2 separate regions of the Mus musculus genome follow, and region 1 is linked to region 2. The links are chromatin loops, found by intact Hi-C in ENCODE. Cell type or tissue: heart. All regions are shown on one strand. Links, peaks and the distances in the headings refer to the core of each region. The heading gives the core; the rest is flanking DNA. Region 1 holds the start of Zfp787 (zinc finger protein 787). Region 2 holds the start of Epn1 (epsin 1).

What was found. Hi-C counts contacts between places; a loop is a spot of excess contacts. Peaks named below come from ENCODE experiments on the same cell type or tissue, not always from the same donor. Only the 100,000 strongest peaks of a DNase experiment are listed, where the experiment ranks them.
Region 1: it touches region 2 in a loop (2.5-fold over the local background); 3 of 42 quality-filtered maps call a loop at or near these places.

What each region holds. Positions count from the first base shown.
Region 1 is chr7:6,147,312-6,162,244 of GRCm38, forward strand. Zfp787 (zinc finger protein 787) reads right to left here and starts at 8,654. Exons shown (of 3, transcript NM_001013012.2): 1 at 8,534-8,654. It overlaps Gm36371 (a long non-coding RNA gene), which reads left to right and starts at 9,908. Exons shown (of 2, transcript XR_391130.2): 1 at 9,908-10,954. In heart, for the core only: no CTCF peak of the experiment used is centred there; DNase peaks (open chromatin) are centred at 5,000, 7,940, 8,300 and 8,750; H3K4me3 peaks cover 3,009 bases; H3K27ac peaks cover 2,534 bases.
Region 2 is chr7:5,073,411-5,088,343 of GRCm38, forward strand. U2af2 (U2 small nuclear ribonucleoprotein auxiliary factor (U2AF) 2) reads left to right here. Exons shown (of 12, transcript NM_133671.3): 8 at 1,171-1,250; 9 at 1,325-1,447; 10 at 1,731-1,817; 11 at 2,058-2,306; 12 at 5,772-6,535. The coding sequence ends at 5,906. It overlaps Epn1 (epsin 1), which reads left to right and starts at 6,825. Exons shown (of 12, transcript NM_010147.4): 1 at 6,825-7,067; 2 at 8,608-8,711; 3 at 10,253-10,572. The coding sequence starts at 10,345. In heart, for the core only: no CTCF peak of the experiment used is centred there; DNase peaks (open chromatin) are centred at 6,741 and 10,062; H3K4me3 peaks cover 2,037 bases; H3K27ac peaks cover 1,327 bases.

The DNA of each region.
Region 1 (14,933 bases), core at 4,514-12,513, 1.1 Mb after region 2:
GCCTGAAAAGGCCTGTCACAGAAAGCCTGAAGCTCAGTTCCCAGCACCCATGTAGAAGCTGGATATGGCAGAACACCCATACCTCACTGCTGGGGAGTGGAGACATGGGGTTTCCTGGTTGGTGACCAGGCAGTCTAGCAAAATGGGGAGCTTCAAGTACAGTCAATGACAGTTTTAAAAATGAAGAAAATACCTGGGAAAGACTTGCCATCAATGTTTCCGAAACACACACAAAGTGCCCTGAAAATATTAACTTCAGAAATGGTAGGCATTCTTTTTCTCCTGCCTTGTTGCATAACCTTTTGCTCTGCTCCAGGCCCCTACCAGCAAACTGACAAAGAAGTGCAGCAGGTCACACAACACTGGAACCTGGGTTTATCTGTGGGGTAGAGGCAGATTTTCACCAAGCCTCAAAGGTGACCCTCTTATGTCTGTCCTCTCTGGGTAGCAGAGCTGTAGGACCATCTAGGTGGCTGTCAAGAGCAGGACAGAGTGTTCTACAGGAGCTGACAACACCTGGCCGACTTAAGCAAACAAGCTGAGAGCAGGCCTGATACCAGACAAAAGGCACACACCTCTCTTCACCTGGAAAATACCAACCTGGAAGTTCAACCGGTGCTACCACAGCTGCACACTGTGACCCTGAGCGTGTCAAAGCTCCCAAGGCCTCAGCTGTATCCTGAAACAACAGACGTTTCACAGCGCTGTGGGAAGCCTCCAGTGGAAGCAAGCTTATGAGGATCAATCAGGGATTTGTACTCTTGCAAAGGGTTCAAAAAGGATACCCAGTCCTCCCATGTATTCATCCACCCATTCTTAAACTACTGGCCCTCTTGTTCAAGTTCTTCAAGTGTGGGGCCGACTCAAGATCTCACAGCAAGGGGAACAACAGATGTTGCATCTGCAGGGGAGGCACAGAGGAACCAGGGGAATCTTAGGGGCCACAGCCCAGCTCTGTAGTTTCATGACAGCTCCACAGAGAAGGGCCCCATCCTGAGCACAAGAAAACTCCCAAGATGTGAAAGGATGTTCAGTGGCAGAGCTCACACCTGCATGACAGAGACCCTAGGTTTGATTTTCTAGGTTCAGTCTCCAGAATACCTAGAGAAATGAAAAGCAGTCCAGGCAACAGGATGCTAGGCACCTTCTGACCAGGACCCCTGGAAGTGCATCGCACCCCCTTTTTTCCTCCTCTCCCTTCTCAGCCAGCACCTCCAGCCTCTACAGATGTTCACCCTGCTCTGACCTCCACCTTGCAGAGGTAAAAGGAATGGCACTCTCCCTCAGCCCCCACCCATCCCAGCAGGGCCCTTAAGCAATCCAATTAGCACATGGATCTGACAGAGCTATTAAGCCCAGACAAATTATTGTTATTATTGTTGTTATTAGGTCCCACCCACCCCCCTCTGGATGCCTGCCTACCAATTATCCCCTTGCTTTCTTCTGCTGCCAATCTTGCTTCCTCTTCCCCCTGCCTGCCGGGCCTGGGTGCAGAAGCAGCCCCTCCTGCCCCGCAGCCTCTCACCCTCATTGCTTCCATCTTCCAGCCTGGTATGCCTCACTCCTCTCCTCGCACCCACCAGCAGGCAGGAGTGGTGACATGCCAATGCACCTCCTTCCTTACCAACCAGTCATCTCCAGGCCACCTGTTCTCTACTGGTTCTCATTAACAAACACTATCTCTGACTTCCATGTCACCAAGTGCCCCCATCTACTTCTGAGTCTCAAGCACCCTCTCTACCCACACCTACATCCCTGGTTCACCAGCAAGGACTTATCTCCCAACCAAGCCATTGCCTCCTCCATGTGCCCACCCCAGGACCTGCTTCTGGGTGCCTCCCCCCACTGGCACCCCAGTTCTGGATCTAAACTAAGCCTCTAAAGACCCATCAACTCCATGACCTTAATCTTTGTAATAAAAATTACTCAGTTCAAATAACGCAAGTAAAAAACTGAGCAAACAAGCTGCAGCAGATGGCTCAGTGGCTGCACAAGCCTGAGGACCAAGTCCAGAGCTGGAACCCTAGGGCCAGGAGGAACAGCCAGGCCTGTTTGGGGAGAGGAGCTTGCAAGGCCAACTAAATAATCTACCCAAAAGAGTGAGCTCCAGGCTCAATGAGACCCCTGTCTCAAAAAACAGGGTAAAGAGGCTGGAGAGATGCTCCAGGAAGAAGGACCTGGGTTTGGTTCTCAGCACCCACATGGCACCTCACAACTGCCTATAACTCCAGTGCCAGAAAGAGGATCCAATGCCCTCTTCTGGTCTCAAGTACTTGCCTACACATGGCACACATAAGCAAGTACATATCATACATGTCAAGTAGATGAGTAAATAAATCTTTAAAATATAGAAGTGACTGAAGTCAACCTGCATACATGCTCACACTCATAACCATCTACAGGAATGAGCACAAATACAGACCATACACAAATCCCACCCGGGCAAAAGATCTGAATAGCCTTTTCTTCAAAGACATCCAAATGGCCAGTGAGCACACGAAAAGATGCCACCACAGGTAAATTCAAGCAGAACCACAGAGAAGCTCCATACTACAGCTCAGTGTCATGAGAGTGCTAGTGAGGACGGTGAGAAAGCAAGCCTCTGGCTTGGCTGCAGAGAGGGCAAGTGGTGCACCTGCTTCAGGAAACACCTGGAAGTCGCTGCAGGTTACACATCAATCACCCATCAATGCACCCATTTACTAGTAATGGAAATCTACAGTAATGGAAGGAAAAAAATCCTGCCACATGGAACTCTAGATGTCAATGTTCAGGGAAGCCATAAACCCAAAAGCCCAAAAGAGCCAATACAAATGGCCAACATGTGAAGCACGGCACATAGCCACAAAAACACACACAAAGTTGAACCTCCAAGGCTTTCTGCTTGCAAAGCAAGCCAAATCCAGAAAAACATATACTGCTCAACTCTATGTAAGACACCTAAAATAAGCAAACCCACAGAGCAACCTATCCATTGAGACCCCTGTTGGGGGTCACATATCAGATATCCTGCATATCAGATATTTAACTAATAACTAACTAACAGTAGCAAAATTAGTTATAAAGTAGCCACGAAAATAATTTTTATGGTTGGGGAGATGTCACCACAATATGAGGAACTGTACTAAAGGGTCCCAGCATTAGATGGTTGAGAATCACTGCCATAGAGAAAATACAATGGCTCCTAGGGCTAGGGCAGGTGGAAATTTTCTAAAATCTCTTGAGACGAATACAAAATGCAGTGAACATGGTAAAAGCCATCAAATTGTTCTAAAAGGTGAATTTATATTATGGAAGGGATCCCCCTAATTCAGTAAAACTGCCATAGGCAAGAAACACTATCATGCCTAAACAAGCCCCATCACACACCCCACTAGCCACAAAACCAAAATTCACACCCGATCTCAAAAGACCCCAGTGTGGCTTTGGTTTTACATACTCCCATCTTCCAGACACCCCAATATCACTATCTACCCCTGCTCCCCTCTGAAGAATCCTGCCCCTGATTTTCTAGCTGCCTGCTCCTCCTCCCCTCTCAAGGGCTGACTCAAGTATTTCCTCTTCCTGTGCCCAGGACCCACCTCCTATCACATGCCGGCTTTGTACCATCTCTATCCTCTTTCTATTTCCTTCTGGGATCTCTGAGGGCAAATATTAAGGTTACTTACCATTCCAGAATATGTTACATAGGTGGCCCTTAGCCAGCCTCTCAGCCCACTGTCCTGCTGTCCTTCACTAGGATACTCCTTAGAGCAACTATTCTGCCTTCCCTTGTCTGTGTGTGGCCTTTCCCCCCACTCCAAGCCTTTCAACTCCCTCTTTAACCAAGTCCTACATCCAGAACCAGACCAAAGCTGAGCCTTCATCTCCTCAGTCCTCAGGCAAGACCTCACCACTCAGCAGATGCATCCCAGTGTCTGCCATCACTGGGCTCTTAGACTTGATCCACAAGGATGAGCTTGTAGGGACTGCTCCATCTCATCCAGCTTTGGTAGTCACACTTTGAGAATACCATCTGCACCCATCCATATCTGAGGCTGTATTTAGACATGTCATGGAGCCAATTCCTGGTCCTCCTGGTCTCTCCTCCAGTGTTCTGGTGGATGAGATCCTCTGATTCCTAACTGGTCAGCACACCCACTTCCTGTGGACTCTAGTCCCTTCAGGAGAGTATGGTCACTGTCAACCAAGGCTAGCAAGGCCTGTTTGGCAAGGACATGAAGTAAACATGGTCAGGACAGAGAAAAACCTTGGCCCCACCTAGCCCAGGAGAGCCTTCTAGCTTCTTAATCCACTGTAAAGCTGTGGCACACCTGGCACGCAGCTAGAGCAGCCCCTGAGGAGCACCCTGCTCCTTCCTGGCCAAACACAGCCAGGAAGCAGAAGCCAAGTCAAACCTGGATCTGAGCACTAGCTCTCAGCCTCAAATATGTCTGCAGATCTTGACTCACTCCTGAGCACCTCAATTCTTTTTTTTACCTCCCCCGCCCAGCACCTCAATTCTTAGCCAGTGGAAAGGAACTGAAAACTGCCCAAAAGCAAAACCCTCTTTAAGAGTATACTGTGCACGCTGGATGATTACAATGTCCCTAAGGATTTATTGATAACAACAAGCTAACCCAGAATGGGGGTAGAATGGGACACCAACAGTATCCAACCCAAAACCTGGGTTTAGTGGAAGGGGCATAAAGGAATGGTGCCTCCTGCTCAACTTTTCTGTGAACCTAAAACCCTCAAAAACACTACATTACATTTTGCATTACAGGGCTATCTCAGCCCTACCCTCTGGGCTGGGCTGTTTTCTACCTGGCCTTATACCTCTCTAGATCTGCTGAGGTAACATGCCCATGTGCCAAGGCCCAGTATCTAAAGTTCCTCCCTTGGGAAGCCTTCCCAACTCCTCCCTTCCCGCTGCTGCAGCTGTCTTCTGTAGCCAACAGTACAGATCACATTCACCAAGCACAGATTAAACCTCAAGCTGTGAGGTACACGGTGCTATAAGCTCATAAGCTTAGATCCTGAGCGCCTGAACTGCCAGGGAAAGAGGCCAGAGGACAATCCCTACAGGCAAGCTGACAGGGTAAGAACCTACCCCACTGGTGACCAACCATGTGACCTAGCCAAGGTGTCTCATCTCACCCCAAGCCAGTAGTAAATTGTGACACATGTCCAGTATTGAACACGAAACCTGAGGCAGGCACCTTCAATTCCATTCGATTCAATTCAATTTGAGGAAGCATTTCTTCCTTCCTTCCTTTCTTCTTTCTTCCTTTCTTTTTTTCTTTTTTTTTTTTTTTTTTGGTTTTTCAAGACAGGGTTTCTCTGTATAGCCCTGGCTGTCCTGGAACTCACTTTGTAGACCAGGCTGGCCCTGAACTCAGAAATCCTCCTGCCTCTGCCTCCCGAGTGTTGGGATTAAAGGCATGCGCCACCATGCCCGACTTCCAGGAAGCATTTCTTGCACACTATCACTGCTATACCTGTTTCAGAGACGAGAAAGCCAAGGGCTAGACAGCTGAGGGGCTAATACAAAGTCTTACAGCCACAGAGCAAACACGAAGTCAAACTTGGGTAGGCCAGACTTCCTCTCTGGACACCGGCATTTGCTCCCAATTAACATCTGCTTCTGTTGGCTGAGTTTAAGCTCCTATGGGTTTCCCTCCCCCAAGCATCACAAGGAATTTCCAGAAGACTGAGTCCTCAAAGGAGAGTAGGAACTATACTCTGCCCTGACCAACTGATCCTGCACACAAACCCAAACTTATGCTCTCAGCAGCCTTGCCCTTAGCTTTGAGGCTGAGATTTTATCTGATGAGCATCTAGTCCCCAGCATTATCCCCTGTAAGGCAGGCACTCCACACCAGGAACAGGAGAGAAGCCACTGTTCTGGGAGCCCAAAGGGAGAGGCCAAGGCAGAGACAGAATAGGAAAAGCACAGTGGCAACAGGGTCACCCAGCCCACTTGGACAGGGGCTAGGATCTACCTCAAGGTCATAACAGCTCAGCTTGCACTCGTCCTGCTGGCTAGTGAGGCCTCCACTACAGTTGGCACAGATCTCAAGTCTCCCTACCCATTCCAGCCACCAGTATTAGTCACCTCCGCTTATTCTACTCTGCTTATCCTATTCCAAATCATCCTACTATAGGTCTTCTATAATGCGGCCAGGTCTCAAGAGTCTTCCAGCCAGCAGCCCTGTATGCAGTCTCCTAACATTTTACCCACGGAATAGGGAACCAGGAGCCCAACCCAATGGCTAGCACTTAAGAATAGGGCTGTAACCCCAGATCCAGCATGCCCAACAGAACTAAAGGGGTGGCACTACAATCACAAAGCTACACATACTGTATCCTGAAACTACTTTACGGCCTAGGGCACACAAGTACCAGCAAGTAGGTGTCCTATCTTGCCAAAACTAAGGTGACCACTTCTGTCCCAGGGTGTCAAGAGAACTCTGTAGCAGGTGCCTGCCAACCTCTCAAAGCAAGTCATCAAATGTTCAGTCTCTCCTAAATATGGAGGCCCAACACCTGGTGCATCCCTAGTCAGTCAGAGGATGACAATGTGGGTTTGGAAAGTCTGTGAAGTGTGTCTGGGACCCACAGAGCTATGGGTGCCCATTAGTGACTACAGAGTTACTGATGGCCTTGAGCTCTATACATTCTGCCATCTCCCATAAGTCTCAGGGTCCCCTTGTCCAAGACTCAGCATCCACGTCCTGTAGGGCCTAAAACGCTCAGGGACACTCTGGCATATCTCCCTATTGTCCTAAGCTACTGCAAAACAAGAACTACAAGAGCCTTGTCAAGTTGGCCAGTGTCACCCACCAGCAGGCCTGGCCCATGGAAACCTTGAGAACAGCCCTCCAACCCACATCCCCACCAGTGAAATTCAATGCCCTGGGGTTAGTGGAGTTTGTAGTCTTGATGGACTGGGCATAGTCAGGGAACTGTAACAGTGTAACAATTAAGTAGTGGAAACAGCCTGGGAAAGGGGGAAGTGACACATCCAAGGTCACGGAACCATAAACGAGCCAAAATTGGAACTCAGGAGCTGGCTCCAGAGACTTTTTGAACTTTTGCCTGAAAGCAAAAGTATGAAAACCCTTGCTCTGGGTGTATCACTTTAACACCTCTATTGTGTCCTCGTGAGGAATGGCATGAAATTTCTTATCTATGGCTGCAGAACTTAGGAGCTGAAGCGAGGAATTGAGCTTCAGAGCTCGTGGGCAATATTCCCAGTAGCTGCAAATCATTCTTGAATTTCACCATGGGCCAAGCCTGAGGATATACCCTTCTCTGCTCAGATGGAGAACACATGAGATAAACCAAGTCAGAATCTAATGTGAAAGTTCTCTGGGCCATGGCAGCACAGCACTCAGTGACTCCAGAGAAGCAGGAGGGGAAAGTTACCTGCACTTGACCCAAGAGGCTTAAAGCTTTCCCCAGAGCAGAGGCCAGATCTCAGCTAGATTCTCAACAACGCCAAACATGGAGCCTGAATCAGAAATTAAGGGGTTGGGGGAACCCATCAGGTCTGCGTTTTTAATAACGACCTGGGCAATAACGCCTAAGGTCGTCCTGGGTCAGGTCTCAGCTCCTGCTTTCCAACCCCAGTTCATGTTCATTTTCCTATCCTGGTGTTAAGACAGGTGTCAGTTCACTCCCCACTCACTTCTTCGTCTGTGGATCACTTTTCCGACTGACCTTTTGTAAGTGCTGGGGCACACATTCCCGGGGCTTGGGGGTCACCCTATGACCTAACTCTTGTACAGATTGGAGGTGGAGGCGGGAGGTCTGCTAAGGGGCGGGGCTCCGCGCTGGACCCAGCCCTGTGTCCGCCCAGGGGAGGAAGGCAACAGTCCAGGCGGCCCAGGACGACCCACACGGTGCTGACCTTGGCCTGGCGCTTCCCCTCCCAGGACGTGTTTCCTGCCGCCGGTCAGCACGCGCGGGGGAAATAGATGAATGAGCCTCCCGCCACCTGCATCCCGTAATTACTCGCTGGATCAAAGGCCAGCGCATGGCCCCCGAGGCAGCAACGGGCCAGGCGACTCGATTTGAGGAAGGAGAGGACTTGGGAGAACTTGGGCCGAGACTGACCATGGGCCGCCGTTTCCGGTCAGCCCAATCCAGGCGGCGGGGTCTCTCCCCACATCAAGCCTCGCCCCCGCAACAAGTCCCTGGCACTTCCGGCCATGACCGGCTGCAAGTCCAGTCCGGGTGGCCCGGACCCCACCGGTTGGATAACCCAGGTGCCTGCCGGCCCAGCACTGCCGCCGGAGTAGCGCACGCGCATTGTCCCAGGCCGCGGCGCCAATCTCTCCCGCGCGCGCGCGCGAACTCCCCGGCCGCGCGCCCGCTCACGCCCACCCCCCCCACACACACCCCTAACACGACACGCACGCGCACTAGTCCGCTCTGCCGCGCTCGCCCTCCCGCCTCCCCACCCACCCCCGTCCGAAGCCCAGCTTCCCGACGCGCTCTCATCCCAGCCACTCGGCGCACGCCCCCCTGAGCCCGCGGCCGCCCTCACCTCCGCGGCCCCGGGGCCGTCACGCCGCACTCTTCCTCTCGCCTGCCTCGCGGATGGTGGCAGCGGCGGCAGCGGCGACTCAGACCCTGGGGTCAGGGGGACGGGCGCCCAGGCCGGAAGTGACCTTCCCGGCCGCTTCCGCTCGCGCCTCTCCCTCTCCTCCCCCTCCCAGGCCGCCACCGCTACCTCGCCACTCTAGGCAGAGGAGCTCCAGGACCCCTGACCGCTACCCCCTCCGGCTCTATGGTACGGAAAGGCGCCTCGGGACGCTACTTCCGGAATTATCTAGGACCCAGGTCCTCCGTTTTGCTCTATGGCGCCTCGCTCCGAGGGGCTCGGGCCCCGCCCCCTCCCCGGACAGAAGGCTGGGCTCGACCCGTTAGGCGCACACTTCCGGGTGTCGGGGCGGCCCCCAACCCAGCCTCGTCGCTCGCGCCTGCGCGGTGAGCTGCCCGCGGCGACGCTCCCACTACTCCAGTCCTCCTGTCGTCTCTATCATCGTAACCCCTTCCGCCCCGGGGCGCTTCCAGGCCAACGCCGGTCTCAAGAAAAAATTCGGTTCACGAGATCTGGAGTTTTTCCCCAAAATGTTTCCGCTCGAGCCTCCGGTGCGGGTTGCATTTTGGGACGACCTCATCTTGAAATCGGCCTGTTTTGCAGAGAACCAGAGGTCACATTACCTTACTAAGTGACATAGCAAGAATGACCTCGAACCTTCAGAGTAGGGCTCCAAATTAAGTGTTTATGACTTATTACTCTCCTAGAAGAAAGGTCCATCACAGTTTGGAGGATGCTGATGATGAAGAAAAGGAATGAAAGGACCCTCTACAGATATCTGCTTCCAAGGCACAATTTGAAACTTGAAAGTCAATGTCAGCTTCTCTGAGACAAATGGTATCATCATCACGTAACTACCTTTACAAAAGCAGGCGTCAGGTGCTGCTGACACTTGGACTAAGTAAGGGATGGACTTTTTAAACAAACTCCTCCTGCACCAGAGAAAATCCTGGGCAGCCTAAAGAAGCAAAGCCCACAGGCAAAACGATACATGACACCTGAGGACAAGCTAAGAAAATGGAAAGCATAGCCATCTCCTTAGCAAGGTGCTCCAGAAGTCTTTGCTCAGCAGACTGTTAAGGATGTGTAGAGAGTTAGAAAATTCAAGAGGAGGCCTATGCTGAGCCCTGTAATGGAAAATGTCCAAACTGCCTGTAATTCATGTTCAAGCGCTGGACTTCCGTGGTTAGATTAAAGATAAACCAGCCAGGACCTTTCAACGGGTGATAAAGATCACAGGCTGCTTGTAACTGATCAAAAGGCTAAAGGCGAACCCACAGCAGGGGTATTAAAATGGCCCCAAAGGTAAAGAGTAAACGGAGGACAGTAAAAAAAAAAAAAAAAAAAAAAATTAACTATCCCTTCCTGGCTCAAAGCTAACAAAACTAAAAGGCAAACTGGCAGCATCAGACACAGCCACGGTAGTTACTGTTCCATCCCGAGTCCTGGGCCACACAGAGGAATTCTTAGAATGCTAAACCAAGTAATCTGAAGATACATATTTTCTCCATGGTGAGCCTCAAAGGCTCAGGGGTACACACTCACCTAGTACCCACGAAACCCTAACGGGAACAGCTTTGTGCCACTTTCAGTGACAACTACAAGGAACCAAGGCTCTGGGCACCCCAGGCTTTCTCTTGTCTCTCCAAACTTTATCTTTTTTTGTTTTTGTTTTTGTTTAAACTCTAGTAAATGTGCAATTCTGTTTTGCCCCTCCTATCTCCTTATCTCCTTTCCCACTATGACTCCACCGTGATGCTCAGGGTGTACTCCTTCTCTAACTCCAGCCAGCTATCCTCAAGTCACTTTTTGTATCTGATTTGTGTGGGATTATTTTTTTTTCCATTTCTGGGGTTTGCAGGCACTGTGTGTGTGTGTGTGTGTGTGTGTGTGTGTCCATGCATGTGCATGTAAGGTCAGAGAACAGCTATCAGGAGTTGGTTGGTCCTCTTCTATCATGTGAGTCTTGGGAGTCTAACTCCGGTTGTCAAGCTTGGCAGCAAGTACACTCTACTACCTGAGCCATTTTCCTGGCCATAGCTATTGAATCTTGTAACTCTCTGAGTTCTATGATCCATATGAATTTTATGAGCTTGCTGACTCTTCCCGATTTCAATCTAAAGCAAAGTTAAAGACTATTACCCACGCAGCCAATTCCTAGGCTATTTCTGTAATAAGTTACTTCTCCTCTTTGCTGCAGCAGAATGCCTGACCAGAGCCAATTAAGGGGAAAGGATTTACTTGAACGCACAGTTTGAAGATCCCGTCCATCATGGCATTGCAACCACAGTCAGGAAACAGACGGGTGAATGCTGGCACTCAGCTCTCCAGAAACCCCAGCCCATGGAGCAGTGCCACCCATAGGTAATGTGGGTCTTTCTATCTCAGTTACCCTAATCTAAATATCTCCCACAGTATGTTGGAGGCTTGTCTAGATCCATCTAGATCCCCTCAAATTGGTCGTCAATCTTTTTTTTACATTTTTAAAATAATTTATGGGCATGCATGTATGCCAAAGTATGCACATGGATGCAGTACCGGAAGAGGCGAGAGGTATTAGATTCCCTTGCAGCTGGGGTTGCAGGTGCTTTTAAGGTGCCCAGCATAGCTGCCAGGATCCAAACCCAGGCCCCCTGCAGGAGGACCAAGCACTCTTAACTGCTGAGCCATCTCTCCAGTTTGGTAATTGATCTTGACCATAACAGTTTTCCACACATAGCTCAGTGATTGCTAAGACTGGCTCTTCTTTTACATGCAACTATGCCAAATTATTCCCTGGTGTTTCTTCACACCCAAGGGCATCTAAGCATCTCTAGGCATCTAAATGTGGTCTCGTGTTTGGTTCTGACCAATAAGCTAGAGCAGAAATGTCATAGGCTACTTCCGAGCCAATGAGCTTAGGAAACAGATATGCCTGCCTGGCATTCTTTTGGCCTTGCTGGTTATAACATGGGCCAGAGAAAACAGGTAAAGCCAGAGAAAAGCTGGGTTTGTAAATGAGTGTTTGTAGAGACCAGCTTCCAGCCCCAACCTGAGATTGTTACATGATGAGAAAATAAACTTCTTGGTGTTGGAGGGATGGCTCAGAGGCTAAGAGTGCTTGCTACTCTTCCAGAGTCCCCAAATTTGGTTCCTTAGTACCCACCTGTAACTCCAGCTCCAGGAGCTCAAACTGCCCCTTCTGACCTCTGTGGGCACCTACACTCACATGCACAAACCTACACATACAGACACACAGATATACACAAAATTAAAAATCAAATCTTTAAAATAATATAAAGCCATGAGACTGAGTAAGATCTCAGATGAGGGAAAAGAGTTGAAGTTGAAGGAGAACGGCAAACTGGTGGACACAGAGCTGTCATCTGACATAAACTGACCAATCAGTGGACTTGCCTGGCATTCTCTGGAACTGTGGTGAGAGTCTGAGTCCTGAGGTGGCAGAGGTTGACAAGCTCTGTAGCTGGAAACAGCCTTGTCACTCGGTGTGTGGGATAAGCCTGTCTGTAGAAGAAACAAATGAGATTGTGTAGAGAATAAACAGGCAGATGTTTCTTCCCAGCCCTTCCGGGAACAAAAGCTTCTGGGGCCCTTAAGGCCCCCTGGCATTCCTGTTGACTTGTTTTAACACTTCTTCCCTGAGCCTTGTCTTCAAACTCCCATGAATACTGGCCTTTATATACTTTCGCCTGCCTGAGTTTCTATCACCAAACACCTCAAACCTGGTTCAGTGTTAAGAAACTGGTTCAGGCAGTTTGCGTCAGCCTCTAGAGTCACTATGCCCCCAGGAATTCCCAGGTACAGATTTCTGAGGGGCAGCCCACACCATAGAGCCCTTCACAGACCTTCATCCTCCAGGGGATGCCCTCTCCACAGAGTGATGGGAACAGCTGCCAGTAGCAGAGGGGCTGCAGCTGTTGAAGTACAATCGCCTTAAGAGTCTCCTGGTTACACACACACACACACACACACACATGCACACACATGCATTCATCCTTTGCAAACTATCATTACTAAAATTAGCAAATAATTTTTGGGTTTTCACCAGGAGACGCCAAAATATTTTGGTTTTTTCTTTCTTTTTTTTTTTCAGAGACAGGGTTTCTCTGTGTAGTCCTGGCTGTCCTGGAACTCACTCTGTAGACCAGGCTGGCCTCAAACTCAGAAATCCACCTGCCTCTGCCTCCCAAGTGCTGGGATTAAAGGCAGGCGCCACCACCACCCGGCTATTTTTGGTTTTTTAATCATTCCTTCTCTTCCTGTAAGGGAGTGTGGGCCCTTATCTTGGGGGCTGTGGGGGGCATTGTCTCAGGCAGGCAGGATTGGCATCATTCACAAGCCTATGAGAAATGTGGGATGCCAGATTTCTTTTTAGACTGACAAGGTCAGATCTGTAACTTTTTTAAGGTTTATTTTATTGTTTATTTATGTGTATGTGTGAGTAGCCACTGGCATTTTAAGTAGATACTGTGCCCATGCCCACAGATGCATGAAGAGGACATTAGATCCTCTAGAGCTAGAGCTAGCAGGTGGTTGTGAGCCTCCTAACCCGGGTGCTGGAAACTGAATGTGGGGCCTCTGGAAAAGAAGTTAAGAAGACTCTTCACTTCTGAGCCTTCTCTTTAACCCCCAGAACCTGCATTTTAACACTGACCCTGAGGGATCCTCCCACTCCGAATACTAAAAAATACTAAATACACAGTACGAGATGTTGTTCAGGCTCAACATGAATAATAAGAAAGACTGGGTGAGATGCCCTTCGCTTTCTCTTCTCTGAAAATCACGTTGGTGACTCAAAAGATGGCTCACTGAGTACAGGTGCTGGCCACCAAGCTGGACGACCTGAGTTCAATCTCCAGGACCCAATTGGTAAAAGGAGAGAGCCAATTCCCACAAATTGTCCTCTGATGTACACACCTAGTGGCATGCCTGTCCTTCACCTAAAAAATAAAAATTTAACCCAGGCAGTGACGGCACACGCCTTTAATCCCAGGACTTGGGAGGCAGAGGCAGGTGGATTTCTGAGTTTGAGGCCAGCCTGGTCTACAGAGTGAGTTCCAGGACAGCCAGGGCTATAGAGAGAAACCCTGTCTCCAAAAAATCAAAATAAATAAATAAATAAATGATAAATAACTAAATCAAATAAATGTCAGTAAATAGATAAAAGATTGTATTGGGGACTGGCAAGATAACTCAGTGGGTACAGGCATTTGCTACCAGTCCTGACAACCTGAGTATCACCCACAGCTGCCCAAATACAGAACCAAAACCCTTGAGGACTCATCTGCACTTCTTCCTTGGATTCACGCCCTGCTAACTAGAGAGCTTATTTTCCCTCGATAAGGAAATGCCAAGCCCTTAGATTTCCATTCATTTGAGGTGAACCGTGCTTCAGCAATGATAAAATGTCCAGACAAAGGTAACGAGATATAAAGAAACAAACTGGAAAAGTTGGTAAACCTTCCCCCTTCTGGGAACAGGTTATTCTCAGAATCTAGGAAGAATTCATCTGTAGATTCTAAATGGTTCTGGAAAATACTTCCCTTTCTCTTCTTGTGGTAGCAGGTGTTATTTTTCAAAGGTGTGTGTTCTGGACAATAGTTGTCGTGCAACATAAAATGTTCCTGATGTGTCTTCAATCTGACCTTGTACCTTCATGTCTGCAGCTGGTGAGGTGGTACAGGTCTGTTGAGAAGTGAAACAGTCGAGTCTCTACTCTCAGATCCTTCTAGATGTGAAGGTGGGTGGGAGAGGAGGGGCTGAGACAGGGAGAGCCACCATTGAGTCCTTCAGGATGATGCAAGACCAGAGGCACAGGAGGCCCTTGCCACTCCAGAATCTCTGACATGGAGAAAAGCCACTTGAAGGGCTTGAGAATGGCACGTTGCTCAGTTGAAAGGACACTTGCCTGGTGTGGCAGAGTCCTAGGTTAGACCCCCGGCACTTCATGCACCAGGCATAGTGCATGTGTGCAGGTGATCCCAGAGCTCTGGAGGTGGAGGGAGGATTGGAAATTCAAGGACATCCTTGGCAACATATTGAATCCAAGGACATATGTTTCATAGGCCTGCAAGATAATTACTTTAATGTTTGCTTAGAACTCCTTTCTAAGAAATAAAATTGGCAGAATGTTTCTTTTTGCTTGCTAAGGTTTTTGTTTTGTTTTTAAATGCTTTTATTGTTATTTGTATTTATACGAAGTATGTCTGAATGTATGTATATATACTATGTATATGTCAAGTGACTGAAGAGGCCAGAAGAAGGTGTTAGAGCCCTTGGAACTGAAGTTAAAGGTGGCTGTGAACAACCACGTGAGTGCTGTGAACTGAACCTGGGTCCTCTG
Region 2 (14,933 bases), core at 3,518-11,517:
TGGAACTGGAGTTAGGAGTGGTTATGAGTCCTCCTGTGGGTGCTGGGGAACTGAACCTGGGCCCCCTGGAAGAGCAGCAAGCACTGTTAACTGCTGAGCCAGCTCTTCAGCCCCAGATAGATTTTTAAAGTGGTTGTCCTCTGGCTTATGGCAGTACTGGATATGGCCTGGCTGTTAATGCTTCTGCTTGTCATAGTTGCACTGTAACTTAGGTCTGTTGCACAGTCTAGATAACTTGACTACTGGGGTGCACTTCTAATAGTTAGAAATAGCTGAATTGATGCTTGCAGTTCTTTGGGGCTAAAGAGTTATAGTGGGGCAGAGCCAGCCTAGAAGATGGGTGGGGCACAGTGACTCAGGTTCTGGGTGTGTCGAGTCATTATCTTGATGCTTTTGTACATTAGGATGGACCACTGCATTTAGCATGGGGGAGAGCTGAAAAGGGTAGCCATACAGAGTAGCCAGACTGATGCAGGGCTGAAAAGGGTAGCCATACAGAGTAGCCAGACTGATGCAGGGGCCTGATACTGACTCTAAGAATTAAATGCTAATATTGGTGAAGCTTGTGGGGTGTGCTAAGAAACATCTGGCCGTCACTTCTATGTGAGTTGAGTAGAGAAGTGGTGCAGACTCCCTCAGGTGATAGCACCATGTAGTTATATTAGAGCTTTAATGGATCCTGAACACAGCTTCGAAGAGTTGACCATTAGTCATCACTACAGTGGCAGTCAACACTGAGGCATGTTCTGAGACTCTGAGCAGCCTCTCAGCTCCTTGTCACATTACCTCAGAATGCAGGTCACCCCTGCAGGGGCTTATGGATACAGGGCAAAGGACTGAACAACCGAATGGGATGAGATGTTGGTGGGTGGTTGTCAGTTCTTCGGGAATGTTTCATGTTCAGTTGTTGGCTGGCCTATGCTTGTATACTTGTCAGAATAAGGGGATTTAGTGTGGCCTCCTCCCACCTTTACATGGTATCTTAAGTAGATAGGACCTGTGAATCCATGGTAGATTTTTTTTTTTTTTTTTTTGAGAGACTGATTCTTCTGCCTTAGCCTCCCCAAGTGCTGAAAAGACAAGTGTGTGTCACCAGTCACAGCTTTCTTCCTGGATGTTGGGAAATTACTTTGTATTGGAATTGAAGTCTTTATACATTTTTGTCTTTAGGAGTTGTATCCACTGTAGTCCCAGATTCTGCCCACAAGCTGTTCATCGGGGGTTTGCCCAATTACCTAAATGATGACCAGGTAAATCCTCTGCTCTTTTGCTAGCTACCTTTGTCAGCCTGACCAAACCCTGATGAATTTTTGGCCCTTTGTAGGTAAAAGAGCTGCTGACATCCTTTGGGCCTCTCAAGGCCTTCAACTTGGTTAAGGATAGTGCCACAGGGCTCTCCAAGGGCTATGCCTTCTGTGAGTACGTGGACATCAACGTCACAGATCAGGTGAGTCTGAGTAGCTGCTCATTCCATCTGCCCTTAACCCTACTCTTATTTCTAACCTTAGGTATCCTCTCCTCAGGCTGTGGGGTGGGGTGGGGTGGGGTGGGGCAGGGTGTTTAGTCTTAAGCAAAGCCTTGTGGGGACTCATTCCTTTTCCCTTGGTTTTGCCTCTTTCCAATCTTAAAAGCCCTTTGCCTTTCATTCTTTCCCCACCAATGCCTGGTCCTTTGGTTCCTGACCTGTTGCTTTTCCTGCACCCTTTCCACCCTTTGTCCTCTGACCATAGGCCATTGCGGGGCTGAATGGGATGCAGCTAGGGGACAAGAAGCTGCTTGTCCAGAGGGCGAGTGTGGGAGCCAAGAATGCCACGCTGGTGAGCCTCCCGGCACGTCATCTTCCATTGGCTAGAGGGACCCTGGGGGTGGGAAGGGTTGGATGGGTAGGTTTTCTTGAGTTCTGCCCCAGTTTTCATGGGAGGGGATTTGGGCACTGGGTTCATAAGTGCTTAAGTAGAGGAATGGTCCCACTAGTTGGGTGTAAGAGGCACAGGCTTGAATGGAGGGAGGCTAGTCTGAGCCATTTTGTGACAGATCTGTTCTCCCTGACCCCACAGAGCACCATCAATCAGACACCTGTGACCCTTCAAGTGCCCGGCCTGATGAGCTCTCAGGTGCAGATGGGCGGTCACCCAACTGAGGTCCTGTGCCTCATGAACATGGTGCTGCCTGAGGAGCTGCTGGACGATGAGGAGTATGAGGAGATTGTAGAGGACGTACGAGACGAGTGCAGCAAGTATGGGTTGGTCAAATCCATTGAAATTCCCCGCCCCGTGGACGGCGTCGAGGTGCCTGGCTGTGGAAAGGTCAGGGTGCCCTTTTATCTTTTGTGAACAAATCCCTTAGCACCCTGTCTCTCTCAGTACCTGACTAGTTCTGAACAAGGGTGACGCAGAGGACCCTGAGAGGATCAAGGTCTCCTGGGGTCTTGGGGCCTATAGTGGAGAAATTGATTTCTATATATTGATGCTATGTGTGTGTCTCTGTCTGTCTATCTATCTATATGGTGTGTGTGTGTGTGTGTGTGTGTATATGTGTATATATATATATATGTGTGTATATATATATATATATATATATATAAGTTCAAAACTTAGTTTTTCTCTTTCTTATGTGGGATCCTTTAGCAAGTAGCTTTTTGCCTTTTTTTTTTTTTTTTTTTTTTTGGTTTTTCGAGATAGGGTTTCTCTGTGTAGCCCTGGCTGTCCTGGAACTCATTGTGTAGTCCAGGCCGGTCTTGAACTCAGAAATCCGCCTGCCTCTGCCTCCCAAGTGCTGGGATTAAAGGAGTGCACCACCACACCCAGCTTAGCTTTGCCTTTTTTGTTGGTAAGATGTTACTACATATAGTTTTCTTACTATCTACGTGCCTTGAAGCTGCATCTGTGTTCTTCTTTCACTGGCTTCTGAACCTCTTTTTAGAGTGTGGTACAAAGGTGACAACCACACACAGCTAGGCATCACATGTTTGTAGTCTAGATTTCAGAGGCTCCTGAGTTACCACCTCTACACTATGGTAGGTTTAGATAAGCTTTGCATGTCCACCTTGGAAGGTGCTGCTGAGGGGTTGCTGGTGTTCTTATTCTGCCATTAGAAGATTTGGCTGTGAATAGAGCTCTTACCCACAAACAGCGGGGGACACTTTGCTAGGGTGCTGTGTTGGGCAGTAGCAGGAAAGGGTGGGTATCAGAGTTGCTACATGCCTTTATTTTTCTTTCTGGTACTAAAGATAGAATTCATGGCCTTATTGTAGCTAACTAAGCAAGTGCTTTATCCCTGAGCCACTTCCATAGACCCAAGTTCTGGTTTTAGATAGGTGCCTGTCCTAGGCAGATGGACAGAAGCAGAGACTTTAGGTAGGATTGCTGTGTGTGTGGTTGGGGTTAGGGTATATTCAATGTAGGGACTTGCTTTTGCCCCTGTAGAGCTAATTGCTACATTGCAGGAGTATGAATGAGATGAGGCCAGGATGTTCAGCCATTGGTTTTTAGGAACTCTTGTTATGGCTGAAAGGACCATGAGCAGGATTTGAGAGAAGAGGCCAATTTTGCAAGAGGATTATGGAGGTCCTTATGAACTTGAGGAAGAAGCCTAGGGTTTTCTTGTAGAGGAGTGGAGCTTCACAGATAGAAGGAAGCTGATGTAATGCTAGCTCTTTGATAATGTATGGAGAGTGCCGAGTCATGAGTCAGGTGATCCATGGGGTTGCCTGTATTAGTATAAGAGAAAGATGGTGGCCTGCTTTAAAGTATGTCTTGTGCTGGGAGATAAAACTGTTTAGTCAAGGTGATATTATCTAGTGAAAACATACAGGTTGTATGCCCCATAAAACTTGAAGTGGCGAAATTGCCCAGTGACATTCAGAATATCTCTGTGTCCATAGTGATGTGGTGACTATAATGGGCAATGAGAAATGGATGAGTTTGTGGAGATGGGAGTGACAGGTGAGGTGGAGCCATTTTTAGGCCTACTGCCTCTGAGGTTACTTAGATATCCTAATAGAGTCAGCTAGGAAGCAGTTAGCTGGGTAGATGGGAACTCCCAAGTGGGTGAGGATTGATAGAAACTCAGACATGGGGAGGCTGGGCAGGTTTCAAATGAATCTTGGGAATGCAGCAGAGGTCTGGTGCAGTAGTCAAAAGGAAGAAGACTATCTGACTAAAAAAGCCTCTTGACTGCTTCTTTGCCTGTATTTGATATGCCACTCTTTCTGATTCAGGCTGGCACCTTAATGGAAGCCTGCCTTAAATGGGGATTGAGTAAATAAATACAGGATCTCTGAATGCACAGACTGGCCTCTTGAGCGGCTAACTCTTTGTCGGGGGGAGAGAGTGTATTGATTTTCATTTGAGATGGGGTTTTACTATGGTGCCTCAGCTTGGCTAGCTTTGAACTAGTGTCACTTAGCTACCATATTAACCTTTGTTCTATTCTTAAACTTCTAAAAGTATATGAGATTGATGCTGATGCTTAGTGTATATTATCCAGCTTTAAGTTATCAATATTGGGGGGGGGGGTTGTTTCTGCTTTGAGATGGGGTTTTACTGCATAGTCCCTACTGATCTTGGGCTAGTGATCTTGCCTCAGCCTCCCTGCTGGGATTGCAGATGTGTATCCTCACACCTGGATTATGCAGTGAGTACTTAAAGCTTAAAGAGTACTTAAAGCTTAAAGAGTAGGTGCTAGCTACACTTCTGTGTTAACAGACAGTGCTTATTATCTCTGTCCCCAGAACCAGCGGGCTAAACCCATAACCTTGGTTTTTTTAAAGAATGCTATTATAGTAAAACAGTCTTCATTTAATTCCTTGGTGTCTAGTCTACCTAAGTTCTGTTTAAATGTTACTATCTCTAAAATGTCTTGTTTCAGTAAGGTCCAAATCCTGATTTTGGTTGCAGTTTCTTTTTAACAGATTTTTTAAAAAGATTTATTTAATGTATGTGAGTACACTGTCGCTGCCAGACCCACCTGAAAACGTCATCGGATCCCATTAGAGATGGTTGTGAGCCACTGTGTGGTTGCTGTGAATTGAACTCAGAACCGCTGGAAGAGCAGTCAGTGCTCTTAACTGTTGAGCCCTCTCTCTCCAGCCCCTTTTAACTCACTTGTTTTTGTTTTTGTGCAAGCATAGGACAGTGTTTTGGGAAGGAGTCGGGTTGAATGCAGGATGCCGGAATTGTAGGGCCATTTTGCTGGCCCCATAAAGTTTCTATCACTTTTATCTCATATTCTCTCCACTCTCTTCTGAAGTCAACTGGTTTGTTAAAGTAGTGCGGTAGTCATGCAGTTCCCATGTTAGGGGACCTTCATTGTAATCATTTCCTTTAAGGTGATTGAGTGGTTCAAGCAGGCTTGTCAACATGGATAGATGAACCTGTTTTAATTCAGGTTGGGCTTGAGTCCTAATTTCTGAGCTTTCCTTACCTTGTCTGTGGGGAGAACATGACAGTTGTGGCTTGGGGAACACTGTAGGGTGCATGATGCAGAAGTGACCCCTTCTCTCCTCTGGGGTCTTGCCTCTGGCCACTGCCCCGTGTACTTAAGTGACTCAGGCCTGCCTGGTTTTCTTCATTTCTGTGATGTCTCGCTTCTGTGCCTTGTTCTTGGGTACTGGAGAACGTTTGGGTAAACACCCTCATACTGAACTGAAGTCCTCTGTGCAGTGTGGTGAGGTGTTCTCTCATTTCCTGTGCTGATTCTGTACTTTAAATGAATGCTGAGTAGATGCTAGGAGCCAACCTTGTTCACAGATATGCCTCTTGTTCCTACAGATCTTCGTGGAGTTCACCTCTGTGTTTGACTGCCAGAAAGCCATGCAGGGTCTAACCGGTCGCAAGTTCGCCAACAGAGTGGTGGTCACAAAATACTGTGACCCTGATTCTTACCACCGTCGGGACTTCTGGTAGAGGTGGCTGGGGGAGGGTGGGGGCAGGGCTGGCTGGGGACTTTCCCCCCACCTGTCCCCTCCTCCTTTCCCCCCTCTTGAAGAAGATGGGCAGAGGAGTGACAGCCGAATGACAGCCGGCAGCAACTGGAATGGCAGCAATTAAGGGGGGTGGGGGGTGGGGGGCTAGGGCAGGAAGGGGACTGGGCAAGTGCACACAGGCCCACACAGACACATGCACCCACACAGACACAGAGGGAACGGGCTGGGATGGGGACTGTGTGCACAGCAGGGCGGGTAGGACCTCCACAGCCCCTTCCCAAACAGCCTCTTATCCCTTACACCCCTTTCCTCCTCTCTTCCCCCATGGTAGGAACATAGCGTGTTTATATTTTATGGCCAAACTATTTTGAATTTTGTTGTCTGGCCCTCAGTGCCCTGCCCTCTCCCTTTGCAGGACCACAGCTCCCGTCCTTTGGCTTCTGGTCCTTCCTGTTCTCCACCCTGGTTTCTTAAGTAGTTGGTTCTTCTCCTTAGTCTTCCTGACTCAACCCGTGGTCTCTGTCCCGCTCCCCCTCTCTGTGGCAGTTTCATATTTGCTAATACGAATTTGCTCATTAAACATTTTGTTGTATTTTACTTTATGGATCCTCATCTGTGTCCAGTGTGTCCGCCCGTCTCTTTCGGCCGAGGGTGTGGAGGGTGGCACCCAGGGAAGGAGGCAGGCCTGAGGGTCCCGCGAGGGTAGCCACAGTGGAGGCTTCAAGGCTTGGACCTTTACGCGTCTCCACTGCTGCGTAGATGCGGAAGTGACGCAAGGGCATAAGGACGCGCAGTCCCGTGCGCCGGAAATGGTGCCGGGGTGGGTTTGGTCGCGGAAGTGGAGGCTGCCGGGCGAAGTGCAGAGGGCGGGGCACGTGAGTTCATTTCCGCTTCCGGTCCGCTGCCACCTTCGGTTGCTTCCCGTCCGCTCGGCGGCTCCCCTCCCCCGCCCGGCTCTCTGCGCCCCTCCCGGGCGCCGGGGCGGCGGGGCCGTCGCTGTGCGGCCCTCCGTGCGTCTGTGCGTGCGCACGTGCGCACTTCTGCTTCCCGCAGCTCGGCGCGCGCCCCGCGACACCGAGGCCGAGCGGGGGCAGGGGGCTGACCGTCATGACCCCTGGAAGCCCGGTATAAGCGGGCCGAGGTGAGCGAGGGGCGCAATGCTGGCCTCCGTCGCGGCAAGTCCGGTGTTCCGGCCTGGGCCGTGGCGCGCGCGGGTCCAGCCAGCCTCGGAGCCGGTGTTCCAGCCGCTGATGGCTTGTGGCTGCTTTTGTACCGCTGTGCCCGGGTCGGGTTTGCCTGCCGGTGTGTGTCTTTTTTTGGGATTGTCAGTGTCCCCGTCTCGCGTGGCCCTGCTGTCTGTGTTGCTCTGCTTCTGTGTTTCTGTGTTTGTACAAAAGGGCTTGGAGATCCGAGTGCTGTTTGTGTCTTGGATTGCTCCGTGTTCCTGTCAGGATGCATGCAATGCTTGTATTTTCTGGGTTTCTGTGTCTTCATTTCCCCAGACTGGTCTCCCTCTTGGTGCATTATTTCTCTCCGGGTCATTGCTGTCGTCCCCAGGCCCAAAATTCCTTTCTAGGAACCCACTGCTTTTGCTTAGGATGTGCTTCCCAGGTTTCTGAGTCTCTGGTGTTCTGACAAGAGCTCTGGCTGTGGATTCCAAAGCCCCCGCTGCTTGCCTTGGTCTTCAGTTTTCCTAGTCTTCTAAACGGAAGCATTCATAATTCCTGCACCACAGGGTCTCTGCGCATTGGAGTGGTCCTGGTAAAGTGCCTTACAGTGTCTGGCCTGGAGTTAAGCATGTGATTATTAGTAGCTCTAGTTACTAGAGATTTTGTCTCGCTTAGTATTTGATACCAGGTTTTTGAGTCCCCCTTGGGGACTCACTATATTGTTTGTACTGTTTAATAAGAAATTCTAAATTAACTGTGGAAAATGGCCCCATTTTCAGCAGCATTTGTGAGATTTAGTATGTTTTTTTTGAACATGCTTGAAGTAGGTAGTTGGTGTTAGGATAGTGCGTCTTTAGATGCCACCCTTTTGGAAATGTTTTTTCTGATAATAATAGCAGCCAGGAGTACCGAGCGCCTACTATCTGTGGGGCACAGAACCAAGTTCTTTATGTACCCGTCTTATTTAATCAGCAAGCTTGCCGGGCAGCACCCCTCCCTTTGTTACACAGTTAGGTGAACTGAGTCACAGGGTTGTTTTGCTGGTTGCTTATGTGGCCGGGATTTGAGTGCAAATTTTGTGTTCTTTTAAGTTATATCTCTTCCCACCCCCCCCCAGCCCTGGGTGTCATGTGTGTGTTTTGTTTCAGGGTCCCTGTCTTTCTGTCCTCCCTGTCCTCCTGCCTCGCTGTATTGCTTTCTTTTTGCCCGAGTTTTGGTGTGTCTCTTCTCTTCTCTTCTCTTCTCTTCTCTTCTCTTCTCTTCTCTTCTCTTCTCTCTCTCCCCCCCTCCCTCTTTCTCTCCCTTTCTCCCTCCCTTTCTCTCCCCTCCCCCAGTCTCCTTATGTTTGTCATATGTTTGTCTTCTGGTGTCTGTCCAGGCCTGACTTGGGACCCAGCTGCTTTTTTTTTTTTTTTTTCTTTGCCTAGTTATGCCTGTTTGCAGGTGCTCCATTTTCTGGCCTGAATTCAAGGTAAAGAGCAGCCTTTCCTATTCTCCTATGTCTTCCTTCAGGTTGGATCATGGTAGGGCTCAGTAAATCTCCCTCCATGGCTTGTTGGAGAGGCACAGACTGGTGATCGGAGTCTACTCTGGACCCAGGCTGCTCCAGTTGTGAGGTGTGTGTCCCTGGGCAAGGTGCTAATGTGCCCTTGTTCCCTCCTGTGTAAAGTGGCTGTGAGTCATGGATTTGTAAGGATTGAGTTGATAGCGCAAAGGACTTAATGGGTGCCTAGAAGGATGTAAAGGTTGTGGAAGTGCTTGTTAATATTCCCCTCATTTGCTTGATTTCTGCCCTTGATGCTTTCTGACAGCTGGTCACAGCACAGGTTAGTTTATTTAGGTTAATTTAAAAGCATGAGTTTAATGGCACACACCTTTAACTCCGTACTTGGGAGGGGAGGGACACATGGATTTAGCTCTTCAAGTTCCAGGACAGTCAAGGCCATGTAGAGAGATGTTGTGTCACCCCCTCCCCCCAACCCACAAAAAAATGAGTTTATACAGGTAATATGGGTTTGATTGTTGAGTCTGCTTTTGCATTTATGATATGACCTTGACCAAGTTATTAAACTTCCATGAGGCCATTGTCTACATTCATTGTTAGATGATATGTGCCTCGTGGCACAGTTGGTATCCATTAGTGGGGACTCCTACATTTCTTATCTCTCTGCTCCCTTGAGCTTCCCTCCCTACCCTCTGGACACCTAGTCCCCTGGGCACCCCCACTCCCCAGTCTCCCACTGCCTCAGGCTATCTCCTCTGTCTCCCTACCATTTTTTTAAATCCCATCATTGGCCTCTTTTGCCATGACTCCTGTCCCAGGGTTGTTTGCTTCTCTCTTTCTTTCTTTCTTTCTTTCTTCCTTCCTTCCTTCCTTCCTTCCTTCCTTCCTTCCTTCCTTCCTTCCTTCCTTTCTTTCTTTCTTTCTTTCTTTCTTTCTTTCTTTCTTTCTTTCTTTCTTTCTTTCTTTCTTTCTTTCTCAATTTCCTTCCTGCACTGTTGATTGAATGGTTTTTCCCAGCCAGCTTCTTTGTAGAGAAAACCAAACAAATATCCTTTCTATCACTGTGGGTCTTAGGTCAACCATAGTTTCCGAATCAGACAAACAGCTTTAAAAATCACAAGAATCCACTCACAGCAACCCCTCTGGGAACAGTGACAATGACATTTGAGTTCGTGTAAGCAGCACCCTGGGGATGTGTGGCAAATCTGGTGAGGAAGGAGGAAGAGTTTGTTAGCAGGACGGGACGGGGTGCCCCCTGAGAGCTGGCTGGCTTCTACTGCAACCTGTGTAGTAGACCCTTATCACATGTGCAACACTTCACTTTGTCCCAGAGAAATCCAAGGTCTAATGGCTTTTCCTGTTAAGATGTGGCTAAGTTAGAGTATGGACTCAGGGTGTCTGACCTACCACTTACATGTTCTGCCTTAGCTGATCTGGGGCCCCAGGCAGGAAGAACCTAGACTTGTTTGAGGAACTGAAAGAAGGATGAGCTAGCTTTAAGACAGAAGTTAACGGGAGGGAGTCTTCTCAGCCACTTAGCATCTTGCTTTCCCCTCAAGGGTGGTGGAAAACCTGTAGAGCGGGAGGCTCAGGCAGCTTGGGTGCTGGTTGCCTCCACATCTCTTTTGTGTTTCCAACCCCCCAAACCCCCAGATGTGGTGATCTACCAACGTCCATTGCGGTCTCCCTTTGTGAGTCGCGTCATTTCTCCATGCCCCAGCCCCTTGACACCACTACTGGGCACAATGTCGACCTCATCGCTGCGGCGTCAGATGAAGAATATCGTCCACAACTACTCAGAGGCTGAGATCAAGGTCCGCGAGGCCACAAGCAATGATCCCTGGGGCCCATCCAGCTCCCTCATGTCAGAGATTGCTGACCTCACCTACAATGTTGTGGCCTTCTCCGAGATCATGAGCATGATCTGGAAGCGGCTCAATGACCACGGCAAGAACTGGAGGCACGTCTACAAGGTCAGCACCTGGGTGTGGTCCCTTGGGGCAGTAGAACGGGAACATATCAGGGTATGCCTTGCCTAGTTTCTCAAGAGGGGGAAGGTTGAAGACTATTCTTTTATTTTTTATGTTAAATCTCTGCAACAGATTGAGCCCTCAACATCCCTGGGACATTGGTTCCTAGTTTTCACTTCACTTGACCGGAGTCGGATGATGGTCAAGTATCTTCTGTAAAGTTGTAAAATCTTTGTGAATGACCAGCGGACGTCTTCTCGTGTCTTTCTCTTTATTGCTTACAGCACCTAGAATAATGCAAATGGTGTATAACATAGTGTCTGTCATACTGTCACTAAGGGAATAATTAATGACAAGAAGGTCTATATAATTCTGTACAGAAAGATTTTCCCCTAAACTCATTTGTTTTCATTTGGTCTTTCTGTGTAGCTCAGGCTGGCCTAGAATTTGTAGTGAGCCTTCTGAGTTCTGGGATTGTGTCAGCACCCAGACATATATTCGCTCTTACTTAGTTTTTTATTTATTTTTTATTTTTTGGATAGGGTCTTAAGGAGTCCAGGCTAGCTTTGTGCTCTGTAGCTCCTGATCCTTCAGGTATTTTTATTTATTTATTTTTTGTTTCTTTGTTTTGTTTTGTTTTTTGTTGTTGTTGTTTTTGTTTTTGCATCAGTTCCCAGCCGCTGAAGGCTGTCTTTGTCCGTGCTTAGAGGTGTGTACTTCTGATGCACAGATGGCTCTGGGCTGTGGGCATGTTGGGACAGCATATGAGACTCTCACTCAGGTTATGGGGATGTCAGACTTGCTGATATTTATTGATGTTATGAAAGGCAGAGCCTTGGGGGCAGGTGACAGACTAGTGCCTGTCAAGTGTTGTATGTACTAGGGTGATAACAAAGTGGAACACAGAGGAATTTGGGGGTCATGGAGACTGTTGTATGGTGTTGCTTGTGATACTGGGCTGTAAATCTAGGGCCTTCGCATACACAACAACGCTTTATTGTTTACATCCTCAACATTGAATTTTTCACCTGTTGTTTTGATATAGAGTTTTGCTGAATTGTCATGGCTTGTCTCTGACTTGCTGTAGGCCTTGAGTTTGTGGGCTTCCTCAGTCCTCCAAGGAGCTGGAGTTACAGGCCTACACTTCTAGGCCGTGGCAGTGTTTTGTTCTTTTAAGCAAGACTGATGCTGGAATATCCTGGTGTGCATTTTATTTTTCTGGTCCTGGAGTTGCTGGGCCAGAGGGCACATGAGTGTGAAAGGTTGGTAAGTGTGGTCTGGTTGCATACATGACCCAGCGAGGTTCTCAGATTTCCGGCATTTCTTTAGAAGGAAATGCATCCAGGGCATTATTGAACAAGTTGGTTTCAGGTTTGACCAATACTCTTAGGGAGTGGGGGTTGTGCCAGTGCCCCCCCCCCCCCCCCCCCCACACACACACACACACCTTGGTTCTCATGTTATGTATAGCAAAGGAGCTAAGGGCATGGGCTAAGGTCAGCTGGCTAAGCTACAGTGTTGATTCTGGGCATCAGGCTGGTTGCTGGACTACCTTCTGTGGGATGGGTCTCTTCTGACTGCCCCAGATAGGGGGAGTGTATCTGTCTGGGTTGGGGGCTGGCGAATAGGTACTGCTCTCTATCTCAGGACACTGTGAGACATCTACTCTCATGGTCCCAGTTTAAAGTCTGCACTGTCCTGAACTATCTGAGAGACTTCCTGTCTAGGTAGGCTGGTTTCCTTTGCTTCAAGATAAGGAGACATAGTAACATCTATGCATTGCAGCAGAGACCTGAGGACTGTTTCATGCCCATCACAACACACCAAGATTGGTCCTGAGTTGTATTTAATCATTGATTCAGTTCCTCACTGGACTTGGAGCCAGGTGGCATGTGCTCTGTTGAGAACTGGGAAAAGGCCCAGTGTCACAAGCAAACCCTTGGTTTGTTTTTGTTTTTTGTTTTTTTTTCTCGAGACAGGGTTTCTTTGTGTAGCCCTGGCTGTCCTGGAACTCACTCTGTAGACCAGGCTGGCCTCGAACTCAGAAATCCACCTTCCTCTTTTAAATTATTATTAATTATTTACATCCAAAATGTTGCCCCACCCCCAGTCCTTCCTTGCACAGTTTTCCCCTCCCCTTCACCTGAGAGGGTGTCCTCCAGCACCCCCTTCCCTGGGACGGGGGTTAGGTGCATCATCTTCCACTGAGGCCAGACAAGGCAGTCCTCTGCTACATATGTGCAGGGGCCTCCGTCCAGCCCATGTATGCTCTTTAGTTGGCAGCTTAGTCTCTGGGAGCTCCCAGGGGTCCAGCTTAGTTGACAGTGTTGGTCTTCCTATGGGCTCCTTCAGTCCTTCCCCTAACTCTTCTGTAGGGGTCCCGACCTCAGTCCAGTGCTAAGCAAACCCTCCTGGAGGGTGAGGAGGAGGGTTAGGGCTGCAGGGCTTGAATGGGGATGATGGACAGGGAGGCCCTGCATCTGGAGTGGCCCTGGAATCCGCTCCTGCTCAGTGGCTGAGATTATGCTGCCAGGGGCCTAGAACAGTGTGGTGACCTTAGCTAGGGCTGGGGAGTTCTGGAGAATGCTGTTCTAGTGGCTGCAGATGGCAGGGGAGTGCAAGACATGGATGGGCTTCTGAGGCCAGGTGAGTTGGCCTGAGGGAGCGGAAATCTTGATTTCCAGGTTCATTTCTGCTTCCAGCCTTACTGGGGGTCAGGCAAGTAGTTGTGATTGGCCAGTTGTATTTGGAGGGGCTGGTGACAGACCACATAGCCTCCAGAAGACAGAAAAGACTTCCTAAAAGAGGCTGCCACAGGTAGATTACAAATGAATTTTTTTTTTTTTTAAATGTAGTCTTGGCTATCTTGGAACTCCCTGTGTATATCAGGTTGGCCTCAGACTTGTGCCCCACCAAGGCTTGGAAAGATTTTTTTTTTAATGCCAGTTTTTAAGGGATTCTTTAAAGATAGATTTACCAAAATATGGTGTAAAGACAAAATCTCCCTTTCTAGGCATAGTCTTTTGAGTTCTGACAAAAATGTACTTTTTATAGCTATTCTACAGTCAGTAGAGCAGTTTTGCTCTCCCAATTCTGATTGTGTGATGCCCTTGGCAGGGCTCCTGGGATGCTGGGCATGGCTTTGAGTGCTTGCAAGTACTTAACCCATGTGGCTTTGTCGGGGTCCTGCTTGCTTTGACTCTGTGGTTTCTCATGCTGTGCTGGGGCTCCTGCCTGTGCATCGCTGCCTGGTGACACTTTGTGGGTCTAATTAACCCGTGGGGAATGTGCTTTAGGGGCCTGGCAGTCTGGGAGTGGAGACCTGTAATCCACCCCTTTGATTTATGTGCTGAGAGGATACAGGTCTCAGTTGCACCCCAGTCTTTATTTTATGTTAACCAGAAGTCAGCGAGGGCAGGCTCTGGGTCAGTCCTGTGCACTGCCCGCTTTGTAAGTAAAGTTTTATTGGAACACAGCCCGGCCCCTGCAGCTACCACTTTGGAGTAGTTGGTCAGAGACTGCAGTGTGAAAACTGAGATATTTTCTCTCCAGATGTGAAGATGGTAACCCTCTTTTAAATGTTCATTGTGATGTACAAGTACTTTCTTGGTGGAACTGGTTTAAAATTTTACAAGCTCCATGGCTTATCTATTTGTGATCATTCAGTTGTCTGCATTAGAAAAATATATCCAGGCTTTTCATTGAGGTATATGGGAGCAACTGAAGGAAGCCTGAGCATTTAACCTGATGAGTTTGTGGGATTGTGCACAGGCTGGAGGCTCCTCTCGGAGGGAGGTGGAGGAGGCTTGTTCAGTGTCCTAGGAGGCTTCCTCATGACATCCCTTCCCCTGTGGCACTATGAACATCTGTACATCTGTCAGAACTTCTTAGGTATGGGACCAGTAGTGTGTGCTATTTGGGGTCTCTTGCTCTGCTTACCAGGCTTGGGGCCATGATCTCTGCTTCTGTGTCGCACATAGCAGTTGTGTCGCTGATACTCTGACACTCTTTACTGTTGGGTGGCCCCAGTGCATCTGCAACAGTTTTTGTGTGCATGGCACTATGCCTGGGCATTTGAACAGTTTCCTGCTTCATAGCCTTAGCTGCAGTTCCAAAGTCCAGAGAGCTACAAGGATGAAAGTGTCTCATAACCATCTGGCACAAAGTACGATGTTCACTAAGGGGAAGTAATTTATATACTGTGCTCCTGTCCCGTGTTGCATGGCTGTTAGCAGAACTCCCTTCTGATTGGATTCTCAGGTGTGTCTCTGTGCAGTGTCTTCCTGGTTTCAATCTGGAAGATTCTGGATTCCAAAACATAAGGACCTACCACCTACCTCTCTGCCTTTCCCTTTGGGATGTAA